2 separate regions of the Homo sapiens genome follow, and region 2 is linked to region 1. The links are chromatin contacts, found by Hi-C or POLR2A ChIA-PET in ENCODE. All regions are on one chromosome and are shown on one strand. The core of a region is the stretch at or near the end of the contact, and the rest is flanking DNA. Distances in the headings are between cores, read along the strand shown.

The links. A loop is a pair of places that touch in the nucleus more often than their neighbours do. ChIA-PET counts read pairs that join two places held with the same protein, here RNA polymerase II (POLR2A). Pooled maps may share reads with other maps.
Region 2: a loop to region 1 is called in a pooled map, with 2.5 times the contacts of the local background. The contact joins two enhancer-like sites. A Hi-C loop is called at or near these places in 1 of 50 pooled maps. POLR2A ChIA-PET finds 5 or more read pairs at or near these places in 2 of 52 experiments (A673 and K562).

The regions. Positions count from the first base shown.
Region 1 is chr17:45,036,435-45,043,344 of GRCh38, forward strand. The region is part of intron 1 of DCAKD (dephospho-CoA kinase domain containing); the gene reads right to left. Among named protein-coding and RNA genes, the nearest start is that of DCAKD, 12 kb to the right of the region's middle. RefSeq lists enhancers at 1-111, 3,621-4,255, 4,256-4,890, 4,891-5,525, 6,680-6,910. Within about 2 kb of position 2,602, at least 6 of the 41 ENCODE cell types and tissues checked have a DNase peak (open chromatin) inside an H3K27ac peak, as active enhancers do.
Region 2 is chr17:45,368,732-45,375,603 of GRCh38, forward strand. No RefSeq gene overlaps it. Among named protein-coding and RNA genes, the nearest start is that of MAP3K14, 55 kb to the left of the region's middle. RefSeq lists enhancers at 2,488-3,687, 2,637-3,285, 3,032-3,326, 3,286-3,935, 4,594-5,166 and 1 more. Within about 2 kb of position 2,645, at least 31 of the 41 ENCODE cell types and tissues checked have a DNase peak (open chromatin) inside an H3K27ac peak, as active enhancers do.

The DNA.
Region 1 (6,910 bases), core at 1,352-3,851:
GAACCCAGGAGGCGGAGGTTGCAGTGAGCGGAGATTGCGCCCCTGCACCCCAGCCTGGGTGACAGAGCGAGACTCCGTCTCAGAGAAAAAAAAAAAGAAAAAGAAAATGCATCTGCAGTCCATGGTATGTTGCTTGATAAATGGTAAATATCCCAAAAATGGAAGTGAGGATAGTGATACAGGGTGAAAAGTAGGAGTTACAGTTCCACTGCAAGGCATAGAAAGGAAAAAAAAAAAGACTTTCATGAAATCATGTCCCTATTCCTCCAACCTCAGACTATCACACCATAAACTTTTAAGGAGTCATGGTGCATTTTCTGGAGTAAATGAGGTTACCATGTCTTGGACTTTGTTCCCAGGCTGGAAGCAATTAAATCAAAGGCCAGGTCTCTCCCACCCTTCCTTCAGCCTCAAATCACTTCTCCAGGACTGTAAAATCTGCCATAGGACTTTTTTTGTTGCCGTTAAGCAGCAGATTTACTGTCCTAATTACACTTTGCTTGAGCTTACACTGAAATGAGTTTGCCTCCCGTGAGGACACACCAAATGACAGGGGAGGCAGCTGCTTGGATGTGGCTGAGTTGGTGCCTGGCTTGGGGCAGCAGGGGACCAACCTAGAAATTGAAATCTGCCACTGCTCATTCTCACCCCGGAAAGCCAGAGGTGGAGAGAGGAAACTATCCACCACGGAGTCATCATCCAAATGGAGAGACCTAGCTACATTAATCAACTATTTAACAATCATTTCTAGGCCACGCACGGTGTTCACGCCTGTAATCCCAGTGCTTTGGGAGGTTGAGGCAGGAGGATTGCTTGAGACCAGGAGTTCGAGGCCAGCCTGGGCAATACAGCAAGGCTCTCTCTCTATTAAAAAAAATAATAATTTCTCCTCCATCTCTCTGAGGCTGGTGATCTCCCTCTAGGTCACAAAAAGGACAGGGTTCAGTTGTAAAAACAAACAAACAAAACAAACAAACAAAATGTCAGCCACTCAGCTGAAGCTTTGAAATAGAAAATCTAGAAAGAATTTTTTTTTTTTTAGATGGAATTTCACTCTTGTCGTTGCCCAGGCTGGAGTGCAATGGCGCATCTCAGCTCACTGCAACCTCCGCCTCTCAGGTTCAAGCGATTCTCCTGCCTCAGACTCCCAAGTAGTTGGGATTACATGCAGCCGTCACCATGCCCAGCTAATTTTTGTATTTTTAGTAGACATGGGGTTTTGCCAGGTTGGCCATGGCTGGTCTCGAACTCCTGACCTCAGGTGATCCACCCACCTCAGCCTCCCAAAGTACTGGGATTACAGGCGTAAACCACCACGCCAAGCTTCAAGAGCTTTTTTTTTTTTTTTTTGAGACAGAGTCTCACTCTGTTGCCCAGGCTGGAGTGCAGTGGTGTGATCTCGGCTCACTGCAAGCTCTGCCTCCCGGGTTCACGCCATTCTCCTGCCTCAAACTCCCGAATAGCTGGGATTACAGGTGCCCACCACCATGCCTGGCTAATTTTTTTGTATTTTTAGTAGAGATGGGGTTTCACCATGTTGGTCAGGCTGGTCTCAAACTCCTGACTTCAGGTGATCCACCCACCTCGGCCTCCCAAAGTGCTGGGATTACAGGCGTGAGCCACCATGCCTGGCCTTTTTTTCTTTTCTTTTCTTTTCTTGAGACAAGAGTCTCTCTCTGTCCCCCAGGGTGGCGTGCAGCGGTGCAATCTGGGCCCACTGCAATCTCTGCCTCCTGGGTTCAAGAGATTGTCCTGCCTCAGCCTCCCGAGTAGCTAGGATTACAGGTATGCACCACCATGCCTGGCTGATTTTTTTGTATTTTTAGTAGAGACGAGGTTTCACCATGTTGGCCAGGCTGGCTCAAACTCCTGACCTCAGGTGATCTGCCCACCCAGGCAGTTCTGATGTGTAACAGCGCTCAGGATAAATTCTAACTCTTCTTTTACAGCAGTGGAGACTGAGGACCAGAGAAGGGAGGGGACTTCCCACCAGCAGCTATTATCAAAGGCTGGATGCAGTTCAGGGCTCCTAACCCCTAGTCTAGACCCCTGCCTTTAATGTACTCAAGGAATGAAAAATTAATTTACCTTTAGACTAATGAGACAAAGTAAGGAAGATGAATCTGTTTGTAGGCAAATCGATTCAGAGCCAAAGAGAAATAATTTCTTGATTATCATACTGTTTTCTTCCTGCAGAATGGGGGCTGAGGGGGTGTGTGGACAATGGCCAGAGCACAGATGGAAATTCCAGCCTCCCGGGTTACCTAATGAGTATCCTCCCTTCTCAGTGCCTTGACCGAGTGTCTGTGGAAACAGACCAACAGCTGCTTGGCCTCCATCAGGAAGGCCAAGCGGACAAAGGAGCACACGCCCAGGGAGGCTCCGGGTCCCCAACTTAAAAGGGCCTTGACAAATAACAGCTGTTCCTGTCCAACAAGCCCCTCTGTAGCTCATTCCTTCACTGACCATCCACTGAGCATCTCTGTGCTCTGCAGGAACGGTGCCAGGGACCTCTTGGGTAACCAGAGGAAAACACAAGTCTTGCCCCTTGGGAAAACTGGAGAGCTAGATAGTACCAGATGAAAACATCTGAGAACAGAGCGCTGACAGGTAAGCAGGAATGGTCAGGTGGTGCTGGCCCTGGGCCTGCTGTATGAGTGCCTTCCCACTCACTTGGCTGCGCACAGATCTACTGGGATCTGCCAGGGAGGAAGTTGCAGCCCACGGTGCTCCCAAAGCTCAGCAAGGAGGAAATAGAGGCTTAGGTACCCAGCGGCCTCCAAGTCACACCTAGACCTGCCAGCAGCTCCCTGTCAGGCCCACATGAACAAACGACCACCTTTGATCACCTGTGTTCATGACCCTCTTTCTGCTCTGGTCAAGTCATCATTCTCCAGAATCCGATCTGGCTTCCCACATTCCACTGCCGCTTACACAGAGGCAGTACATTCCTCACAGCAAGTGCTAAACCTGGCTATAATCTGAATTTACTGCGAAACTTACAAAAGGTACAGACACCCAGGCTCCATCTACCCCAGCCCACTGAATCTGAATCAGCTAGGCCCAGAACCATGGCTAAAATGAAAGGCTGTGGACTGGAAGTGGAAAGTCCTGGGTCCTGGTCTCTGAATTCTGTGATAAAACTACCCATGTGACTGCAGGAAGTCTTCTCTCCAGCCTGGCCCAGGGTGGTAAGGACTCCATACAAGAAACAGCTGAGCCCCGGGTGCCTTCCCTCCTCTGAGCCTCAGTCCCCACACTTGTGAGTGAGAGGGGCTGGAGTTTCAGTGCCAAGAACGGTGCAGCTCCCCAGGGAGGCTGAGAGTCACACTGGTGATTTCTTCCTCCCCTTCAGTGGTTCAGAGCTCTCCTGGGAGTGGTGAATAAATGCTCCCCTGGGGCCAGGCGCAGTGGCTGTAAGGCCAAGGTGGGCGGATCACTTGAGGCCAGGAGTTCGAGACCAGCCTGGCCAACATGGCGAAACCCCATCTCTACTAAAAATACAAAAATTAGCTGGGCGTGGTGGTGCATGCCTGTAATCCCACCTATTCGGAAGGCTGAGGCAGGAGAATTGCTTGAATCTGGGAAGCGGAGGTTGCAGTGAGCAGAGATCATGCCACTCTGGACTCCAGCTTGGGCAACAAAGTGAGACTCCATCTCAAAAAAAAAAAGGCCGGGTGTGGTGGCTCATGCCTGTAATCCCAGCACTTTGGGAGGCCAAGGCGGGAGGATCACCTGAGGTCAGGAGTTCGAGACCAGCCTGACCAACATGGAGAAACGCCATTTCTACTAAAAATACAAAATTAGCCAGGCATGGTGGCGCATGCCTGTAATCCCAGCTACTCGGGAGACTGAGGCAGGAGAATTGCTTGAACCCGGGAGGCGGAGGTTGCGGTGAGCCTAGATTGTGCCATTGCACTCCAGCCTGGGCAACAAGAGCAAGACTCCATCTCAAAAAAAAAAAAAAAAAAAAGCTCCCCTGGCAAACCAAGGGATGACATTACTGTTGGTGGCCTGGGAATCTTCCTCCTCAACACCAAAAGCTGTTCACAGAACTGGCTTGGCTGGAGGCGGAAGGACAACACCAAGTCCACAGTAACAGAGAAGGAGCCAATGCACTGTGCAGGAGAAATGGAAGCTGGATTCTGGGACCAATCCCAGGTATGGGATTCATCAGCCAAGGAGGAGCCAGAAAGAAAAGCAAGCCTCTGATCCCAGGGAAGCCACACCCCATCCTTTCTTTCCCTCATTCTCCATGTCAGTGAAAGGCAGCAGGGTGCAAAGAAAAGGGCAAGGAGTTTGGGTTAGAGCTGGTGCCTGCGCTCCAACTCTGCAGTGAAGCTCTAAGGCCTGTGAAATGACGATCAGATTCTATTGTGCTCCACAAGTGGTGGGCTCTTTTGCATCGGGTGTCTCCAAATTGCCTCTCAGTTTTTACTTCTTGGGCCCAGTAGCCCCAAGAAGAATAAATACATTCAGAGAATGGTCTGTCTTAGAATCTCCTCTGGCAGTGTTTCTCTTAGGGAAAAATTAATGGGCTAAATAAAGCCCTACTGCTCTGGGAGGTCTGGCCAAGTTCTAATCCCACTAGGCCCACTCTGTTAGCCTAAGCCACCAGCACCTGTGCCCTGACCACTCCAGTAGCCTCATGACCTGACCCCCTCGTCCCGGCCTGGCTTCTCCCCAAGGTAGCCAGGGTCATGGCTTAAAGGAGTCATCTGATCATGTCACTCCCATCTAAAACCTTCACTGCCTTCTCCCGCCTCCTCCTGGCCCTTCACAGAGGTCTCCAGGCCCTGTGTGACTCCCTCAGTCACTCCCTGTCCACGATGCCTGGTGCCTGTCACACTGATCTTCCTTCTGTCCCTGAACATGCGGGCTCTTTTTTTTTTTTTGAGACGGAGTCTGGCTCTGTCGCCCAGGCTGGAGTGCAGTGGTGCGATCTCGGCTCACTGCAACTCCGCCTCCCGGGTTCACGCCATTCTGCTGCCTCAGCCTCCCAAGCAGCTGAGGCTACAGGCGCCTGCCATCATGCCCGGCTAATTTTTTGTATTTTTAGTAGAGACGGGGTTTCACCATGTTAGCCAGGATGGTCTCAATCTCCTGACCTCGTGATCTGCCTGCCTCAGCCTCCCAAAGTGCTGGGATTACAGGCGTGAGCCACTGTGCCCAGCCACATGCGGGCTCTTTTCGACCCCAAAGCCTCTGTGCTGGTGTTCTCTCTGCCAGACTCACCTCAGGGCTAACTACTCTTCAGTCACCCTGTACTGACTGTGTCAACCAATCAGACACCAGGCACGAGAAGGGGTGGTGGGGGGAGCAGGGGAGGGGTAAAACAATAAACTCACAGTACCAGTAAGTGTGGTGGTGGTAAGTGGGTAAGGGTATCAAGAGCAATGGGGGGCCATGCATGGTGGCTCACGCCTGCAATCGCAGCACTTTGGGAGGCCAAGGTGGGAGGATCACTTGAGCCCAGGAGTTAGAGGCCAGCCTGGGCAACAAAGCGAGATCCTGTCTCTTAAAAAAAAAAAAATAGCTGGGCATGATGGCATATGTCTGTAGTCTCAGCTACTTGAGAGGCTGAGATGGGAGGACTGCTTGAGCCCAGGAGTTGGAGGCTGCAGTGAGCCATGACTGTACCACTGCACTCCAGCCTGGGTGCAGAATAAGACCTGACTTAAAAAAAAAAGAGTGACAGGCACATCATTGTCTGACCCAGGACCTGAAGCAGCATGGGAGCAAGTCACATCCCCTTGGAGGAGCCTCATCCAATCCCCCAACCCAAATGATGCCCCTGCCATCTCTCACCACTCCCTTTACTTTCCCTCCTTTGGACTCGTCATGCTTTGGACTTTCATTTCTGTTCATGTGACTTTTTTTTTCTTCTTTGAGACAGGGTCTCACTCTGTCACCTTCTTCCCTTGGGACAGCTCAGGACTTATGTTGGAGGCAAATTCTGTTCCTTCTCATCCCCCATTCAACAGACCCGCCCCTGCGTGTGCCAGGCCAGGACCTGGCTCCCTCGGCTTGCAGCCCCTGTCCTCCTCCCCTTGCCGCCTCTCAGGATTTCACACTGGGGCCGCCTGACTAGCCAGACAGAACTGCTTTCCTAAGGGGGTGTATCTGTTTTGCACCAATGATCAATATAATCATTCATGAAAACGAGTCATTTCCTGCCTTGGGACCCAATTATTTCTCGAGGAACCAGTGGTTGCAAAAATATATTGTTTTCCAGTTAACTATTAAGTGCTATTTTTGTATACGGCTTCCCCACTCCTAATCTTTCATTATTGGTGAGAGGTTGCTGTTTAAACCTTCAAGTCCAAGTTCTCTTCGTGGGCTAGGCCCATTAAGCCGCCACCTCCTCCAGGCTGCCAGTTACCTGGAGAGAGCCACAAGGAAAGGAGCTGGCGTCTGCCTCCCTCTGTGTCCTCCCTGCTCCCTTTGCCAACACCAAGGGCAGGGAGGGGACAGGTCTCTCTTCTCTACTTGAGCACTCTCCAAGCACAAACCATCACTCCAGCTTTCATGAATGAGCAGGGAGGCTGTTTGGACTGGACTACTTTGTTGCCATTTATGCAAAAAAAGGATCACAGGGACTGCACATTCTCAGAGGGTTCAGAGTCAAAGGGACCTTGGTTGGGATTAGCTCTGTCCCTTAACTAGCTGTATGGCTGTAGGCAATTTAATTCAGCATCCTGAGCTTCTCTTTCCTTGAGTATAAAATAGGATTTGCGCTTGAACCTGGGAGGCAGAGGTTGCAGTGAGCTGAGATCGCGCCACTGCACTCCAGCCTGGGTGACAGAGTGAGACTCTGTCTCCAAAAAAAAAAAAAAGATCTGTAATGACTACTCATGGGGTCGTGTCAGGATTAAATGAGGTGACAACATAGGTCACAGTCACCTCATCT
Region 2 (6,872 bases), core at 1,395-3,894, 330 kb after region 1:
AAAATGTTCAATTTCAATTTGTTATTTGAAAAATGCAAATTAAAACCACAATGAGATACCATTTCAAACCCACCAGGATGGCTATAATCAAAAAGACAGATAATAATAACAAGTGTGGTGGAGAATGTAGAGAAAGTGGAAGCCTCATACATTGCTGTTGGGAATGTAACATGATGCAGCCACTTTGGAAAACAGCTTGGCAGTTGCTTAAAAAGTTAAACAGAAACTACCCAAGAGAAGTAAAAATGTGGCCACACAAAGACCTGAATGCTCATAGCAGCATTGTACATTTTAAAAACCCTGTAAATCATCCAAATATGCAAAAGCTGGTAACTGGATAAACAAAATGTGAAATATCCATTCAGTGTAATACTACTCAGCAATAAAAAGGAACAAACTGGCCGAGCGCAGTGGCTCACATTCGTAATCTCAGCACTTCGGGAGGTCGAGGCAGGTGAATCACCTGAGGCCAGGAGTTTGAGACTAGCCTGGCCAACATGGTGAAACACCATCTCTACTAAAAATACAAAAATTAGCCGGGAGTGGTGGCGCACGCCTGTCGTCCCAACTACTCAGGAGGCTGAGGCACAAGAATCGATTGAACCTGGGAGGTGGAGGTTACAGTGAGCCGAGATCGCACCACTGCACTCCAGCCTTGGCGACAGAGTGAGACTCGGTATCAAAAAAACAAAAAACAAAAAGCAAAAAAGGAACAAACTTCTTAAATGAGCTACGACATAGATGAACTTCAAAAATATTATGCTCAGTAAAAGAAGCTAGACACAAAAGACCACATATTGTGTGCTTCCATTTATATGAAATTTCCAGAAAACACAAATCTGTAGAGAAAGCAAATCTGTCATTGCTGGAGCTGGGATGGCTGTGAGGATTCACTGCAGATGGATCCAACAGGACTTTGGGGGATGATGGCAATGTTATAAAACTGGCTTGTGGTGATAGCTGCCCAACTCTATACATTTAAAAAAAAACTGTTGAATAGTACATTTACAATGGATGTGTTTTATGTAAATTATATCATATCTCAATGAAGTTGTTAAAAAAAAAATGAGGAAGCTTGTTAGGTACTGGTTTAGAAAGGTCTCCAAGATTTTTTTTTTCTTTTTGAGACAGAGTGTTGCTCTGTCACCCAGGCTGGAGTGCAGTGGCATGAACTCTGCTTACTGCAACCTCTGCCTCCCAGGTTCAAGAAGCGATTATCCTGCCTTAGCCTCCCCAGTAGCTGGGATTACAGGCATCTGCCACCATGCCCAGCTAACTTTTGTATTTTTAGTAGAGACGGGGTTTCAACATGTTTGTCAGGCTGGTCTCGAACTCCTGACCTCAGGTGATCCACCTGTTTCGGCCTTCCAAAGTGTTAGGATTACAGGTGTGAGCCACCACGCTTGGCCTCCAAGGTGTATTTTTAAATGGAAAAACAAAGCACAGAATACGCTACCATTGGTTTTTTTTTTTTTTTTGGTGTTTTTTTTGTTTGTTTGTTTTTGTTTTTTTTGTGATGGAGTTTCGCTCTTTTGCCCAGGCTGGAGTGAAGTGGCACAATCTCGGCTCACTGCAACCTCCACCTCCCAGTTCAAGCGATTCTCCTGCCTCAGCCTCCGGAGTAGCTGGTATTATCGGTGCCTGCCACCACGCCCGGCTAATTTTTCTTTTTCTTTTTCTTTTTTTTTTTTGTGAGACAGAGTCTTACTCTGTCACCCATGCTGGAGTGCAGTGGCGCTATCTGCTCACTGCAAGCTCCGCCTCCCGGGTTCATGCCATTCTCCTGCCTCAGCCTCCTGAATAGCTGGGACTACAGGCACCTGCCACCACGCCCAGCTAATTTTTTTGTATTTTTTAGTAGAGACAGGGTTTCGCCATGTTGGCCAGGCTGGTCTCGAACTCCTGACCTCAAGTGATCTGCCTGCCTCGGCCTCCCAAAGTGCTGGGATTACAGGTGTGAGCCACCGTGCCCAGCCCCACTGTTTTTTTTTAAAGAGGAACAGGTGTGTATATATAGACTATTATGCAGATTTATATTTATATGTTTATACTTACACATGCCTATATGGATTTGCACAGACGCTCTGGAAGGATACACGAAAACTGGTGAGACTAGGTGTTTTGGGTGAAGGAAGTGGATGGCTTGCAGGCCAGGACTGGGAGAGTGACTTTTGTACCTTTAAATTTTTTCTTTTTAATTTTGGTAAAACACACATAACAAAGTTTACCATCTTAGCTATTTTTTAAGTGTACAGTTGAGTGGTGCTAAGTACATTCGCCTTTTGGTACAACCATCACCACCATCCATTTCCAGAGCTCTTTTCATCTTGCGAAACTGAAACTCTGTACCCGTAAAAGAACTCCACTTCCCCTCTCCCTAGGTTCCTGGCACCCCCGTTTCTCTGTGAAGAAGCCTGCTCCAGACACCTCATATAGTGGAATCACACAGTATTCGTATTTCTGTGACAAGCTGATTTCACGGAGCACAATGTCCTCAAGGTTCACCCATGTTGTAGCATGTGACAGAAGCGCCTTCCCTTTTAAGGCTGAATAATATATGCGTGGGCCACATTTTGTTTATCCATTCATCTCTCCATAGATATTTGGGTTGCTTCCACCTTTTGGCCAATGTGAATAATGCTGCTATGAACATGGGTGTACAAATATCTCTTCCAGATCTTTATATCTTTATTTTATTTTATTTGTCGAGACGGGGGGTCTCCCTCTGTCGCCCAGACTGCCCTCCAACTCCTGGTCTCAGGCAATCCTCCTGCCTCAGCCTCCCAGCGTGCCGGGGTTACAGGCGTGTGAGGCACCGCTCCCGGCCGCTTTACATTTTTAAAGCATATGAAGGTACTACCTATTTGAAAATAAATTTAAACGTAAAAGGAAGAAATACAAATAAATACAAATGGAAGGTGTACAGTTTCTTCCCATATCCCCTACCAAGGTCCCAGCGGGTGGGTCCCCCGCAGGGCAGCAGCCGGCTCGCCCGCGCAGGGGGTCCCTGCTGAGTCACGCGCAGCGGCTCAGCCCGGAGGTGCCCTCGCCTGCCCGCCGCCCACCCGCTCCCCGCCGATTGGCGAGGCCGCATTCCTGCGCGCTGCCCGCGGCCGTCCGGGTGACTCACGGTGCAGGCAGCTCAGGAACGCCCGCTCGCGGGATGAGGCTGCGGCTCGCCCGGCCACGTCCTGAGGCCTGCAGCCGCTGGTTTTCCTATTTGGAAACTCCTTAGACGTCTCCGCTTCCAACAAGCTGGTCTCCTCCCTGGCCCCCAGCAGGCAGGGAAGCCTGCGGAGGAAGCGCCCTCTCTCTCTGTGCGGGGATTCTCAGGCCTGATCTCCTAAGGAACCACGTTCTCCTCTCCTCAATTCCAGATTCCCCAAATGCCTGAAAACCGAGCTTACAGGATGGCGAAATCTGACCTGAACCAACCTGAGATTAAGTTGCAGTTTCACTTATCTGGCTGCACGTGAATACTTACATGTTTGCTGATGGAAAAAAAAAGAAAAAGAAAAAAAAAGTACATGTTTGATTACAAGAATGCGGTCCCAGGTACCCTGAGGGTGCCATTCTATACACGCACCAAATTGTTTCTAAAATCTAAAGAATTCTGAATTCCAAAGCACATCTGGCCCCAAGGTTTTAAGTAAGAAACTGTGGGTCTGTGTTATACCCATTTTACAGAGCAGCCCGGGCTCAGAGAGGTCAAGTCACAGCCGGAAACAAGCCAGTGGGTCTAAGCCCGAGTTCCTGTCTTCCTCACGGGGCTGCACACAAGGCTCTGCCTACCCTGTCTGTCCCACTCCCTCTCCTGTCCTTCCTCTGGGAAGCTCTCCTTGTCCACTACAGCCAAAGACATCATCCTTCTTGGCAAACGACCTTTCCCCTCCTGGGTCACAGAGCCAATGCCTACCACTTACAGGCAGTTGTTGGGAGACAAGAAATCTCAAGTGACTAAGCCCAGACTCAGGGCTCCAGCTCCCCAGGCCCTAGCCTTGGTTTGGCCACTTTTCAGCTGTGTGACCTTGGGTAGGTTACCTAGCCCTTCTGTGCCTCAGTTCCCGCATCCATAAAGGGGCATAATAATGATACCCCCAGCCAGGCGTGGTGGCTCACGCTTGTAATCCCAACATTTTGGGAGGCCAAGGCGGGAGGATCACTTGAGGTCAGGAGTTTGAGACCAGCCTGGCCAACATGGTGAAACTCCGTCTCTACTAAAAATACAAAAATTAGCCGGGTATGGTGGTGCGTGCCTGTAATCCCAGCTACTCTGGAGGCTGAGACAGGAGAATCACTTGAACCTGGGAGGCAGAGGTTCCAGTGAGCCAAGACTGTGACATTGCACTCCAGCCTGGGCGACAGAGTGAGACTCCGTCTCAAAAAAAAAAAAAAAAAAAAAATGAAGGAGGCCTCAGCCCACCCCAAGCCACCCACATTCTCTCCCCATTTCGCTAGTGAATGGAGCAAGTTGGGAGGTGGTAGGTCTAGCTGCGGTGAGGCCCAGACAGGTCATGGTGGATCCGGGCTGACCCTACCCTCATCTTTAAGAACACCTCCTGGGCATTCGTCCGGCCAGCCGACTGCTTTTGGGAGCTAAGAGAAAGAGCTTGAGGTGAATAATCTTTCTGGTGATGCTGGGAGAGCAGAGGACCTTCAAGATCACCTGACCTGACATTTGGTGGATGAGAAAACTGAGTACTCAGGAGGGAAGTGACCTATGAAAGTCACAAAAATCTTTCCTGGTGCAGCGGCTACCAAAAGCCAGTCCAGAGTCCCTGCCCCACCCCCACCCCTACCCCCTGGGTATGGTGTTAGAGGAGAAGGACCCAGTGAATTCAGGACCTGGGAGTTCACAGCCCTCCCCTTACCCAGCTGGGAATCCCCACTGGGAGCGGGGGTCATCTGGGAGGCCTCCTTTCTCCCACATCCCCCACGCAAGTTTCAGTGTGTTTCAGGCCCTGGGCTGGGGCCACCAGGCCTCTGTCTGCCTCCCTGAACAGGAGAGCCACTGAACGTCAACCTCAAACGAATGAGAAAGCTGGCCTTGAACAAGTTTCACTTCCCAAGGGCTGTGGTGGCTACAATCTGGGCAGCGGCATCCCCAGTGCTCTCTTGCCAGCTCCTTGCAAAACCCCGCCCGGCTCACTGAATGCAGGACCCTCCTTCTCCCTTCTCCCTGGCCCCAGGGACTGATCCAGGCCCCCAGCAGGGGAGAAGGGGCCTCCTGAGCATGTACCTCTCCAGCCCATAGAGCCCCCCTTCCAACCCAGCAGTTCCCCAGCCTCTGCCTGCGCAAGCTGGGGTGTCCATGCCAGATAGGACAACACTTTGACCTTCCCAGCATGTCTCCTCTCTGTTCCATCCCCATCCACACATCCACCGCCTTAGCAGAGACCCTCTCCTCTCTTTCCCTGCAGCCTGGCAGCGTGTGGAGTCCTAGTGTGTAGACTTTGTCATCAGACACCCCACGTTCACCTTCTGATGCCACCACTCCTAGCTGTTTGGCAGTTCTAAATGTCTGCAAATTATCTGGCACTCCTCCCGTCAAGAACTGAAGTCTGGCCAGGCACAGTGCTCACTCCTGTAATCCCAGCACTTTGGGAGGCCGAGGCGGGCAGATCACTTGAGGTCAGGAGTTTGAGACCAGCCTGGCCAACATGTCGAAACCCCATCTCAACTAAAAATACAAAAACCAGCTGGGTGTGGTAGCGTGTGCCTGTAATCCCAGCTACTTGGGAGGCTGAGGTAGGAGAATCACTTGAACCTGGGAGGCGGAGATTGCAGTGAGCCAAGATCACGCCATTCTACTCCAGCCTGGGTAACAGTGAGACTTCGTCTCAAAAAAAAAAAAAAAAAAGAAAAGAAACTGAAGTCTGTGTCTTTTCTCCTCAAAGCCGGCACAAGACCTTTTCTCCTGGGTCTCTCTGGCTCTTCAATCCCAAACCCTTTGCTTTTTATAAGCCCTCAGACTCCCTCAGGGCGGTCAGCATTTGTGGAGTCATCTTATTTATTTATTTTGTGGATTTGGCAGTTACATGGGAGTTGTATTTCTATTTTAGTCAGTATCTTTAGATATTTCATTTTAGGAAGACATTTATTTATTTATTCATTTATATTATTTATTGATTGATTTTTCTTTTTGTTGTTGTTTTCGTTTTTGTTTTTTGAGACAGTCTCGCTCTGTTGCCCAGGCTGGAGTGCAGTGGTACGATCTCGGCTCACTGCAACCCCTGCCTCCTGGGTTCAAGCAATTCTCCTGCCTCAGCCTCCTGAGTAGCTGGGATTACAGGTGTGCACCACCACGACTGGCTAATTTTTGTACTTTTGAGAGATGGGGTTTTGCTACTTTGGCCAGGCTGGCCTTGAACTCCTGACTTCAAGTGATCTGCCCACCTTGGCCTCCCAAAGTGCTGGGGTTATAGGGGTGAGCCACTGTGCCTGGCCTATTTATATTTATTTTGAGACAGGGTCTTGTTCTGTTACCCAGGCTAGAGTGCAGTAGCAGGATCACAGCTCACTGCAGCCTGGAACTCCTGGGCTCAAGCGATCCTCCCATCTCAGCCTCTGGAGTTGCTGGGACTACAGGTGTATGTAACCATATCCAGCTAATTTTTTAAATTTTTTTTGTAGAGATTGGGGGGTGTCTCACTATGTTACCCAGGCTGGTCTTGAACTTCTGAACTCAAGTGATCCTCTTGCCTCAGCCTCCCAAAGTGCTGGGATTACAGGCGAGAGCCACTGCGCCTGGTGGTCTGTGATGTTAAACCACGTCAGCTCTTTTTACTATTTAGCTCTCTCCCCTATCCCCCCCCATTAGAGTGTGAGCTCCATGAAGGCAGGGAGGTTTCTTTGCATTGTAATCTGCTGCA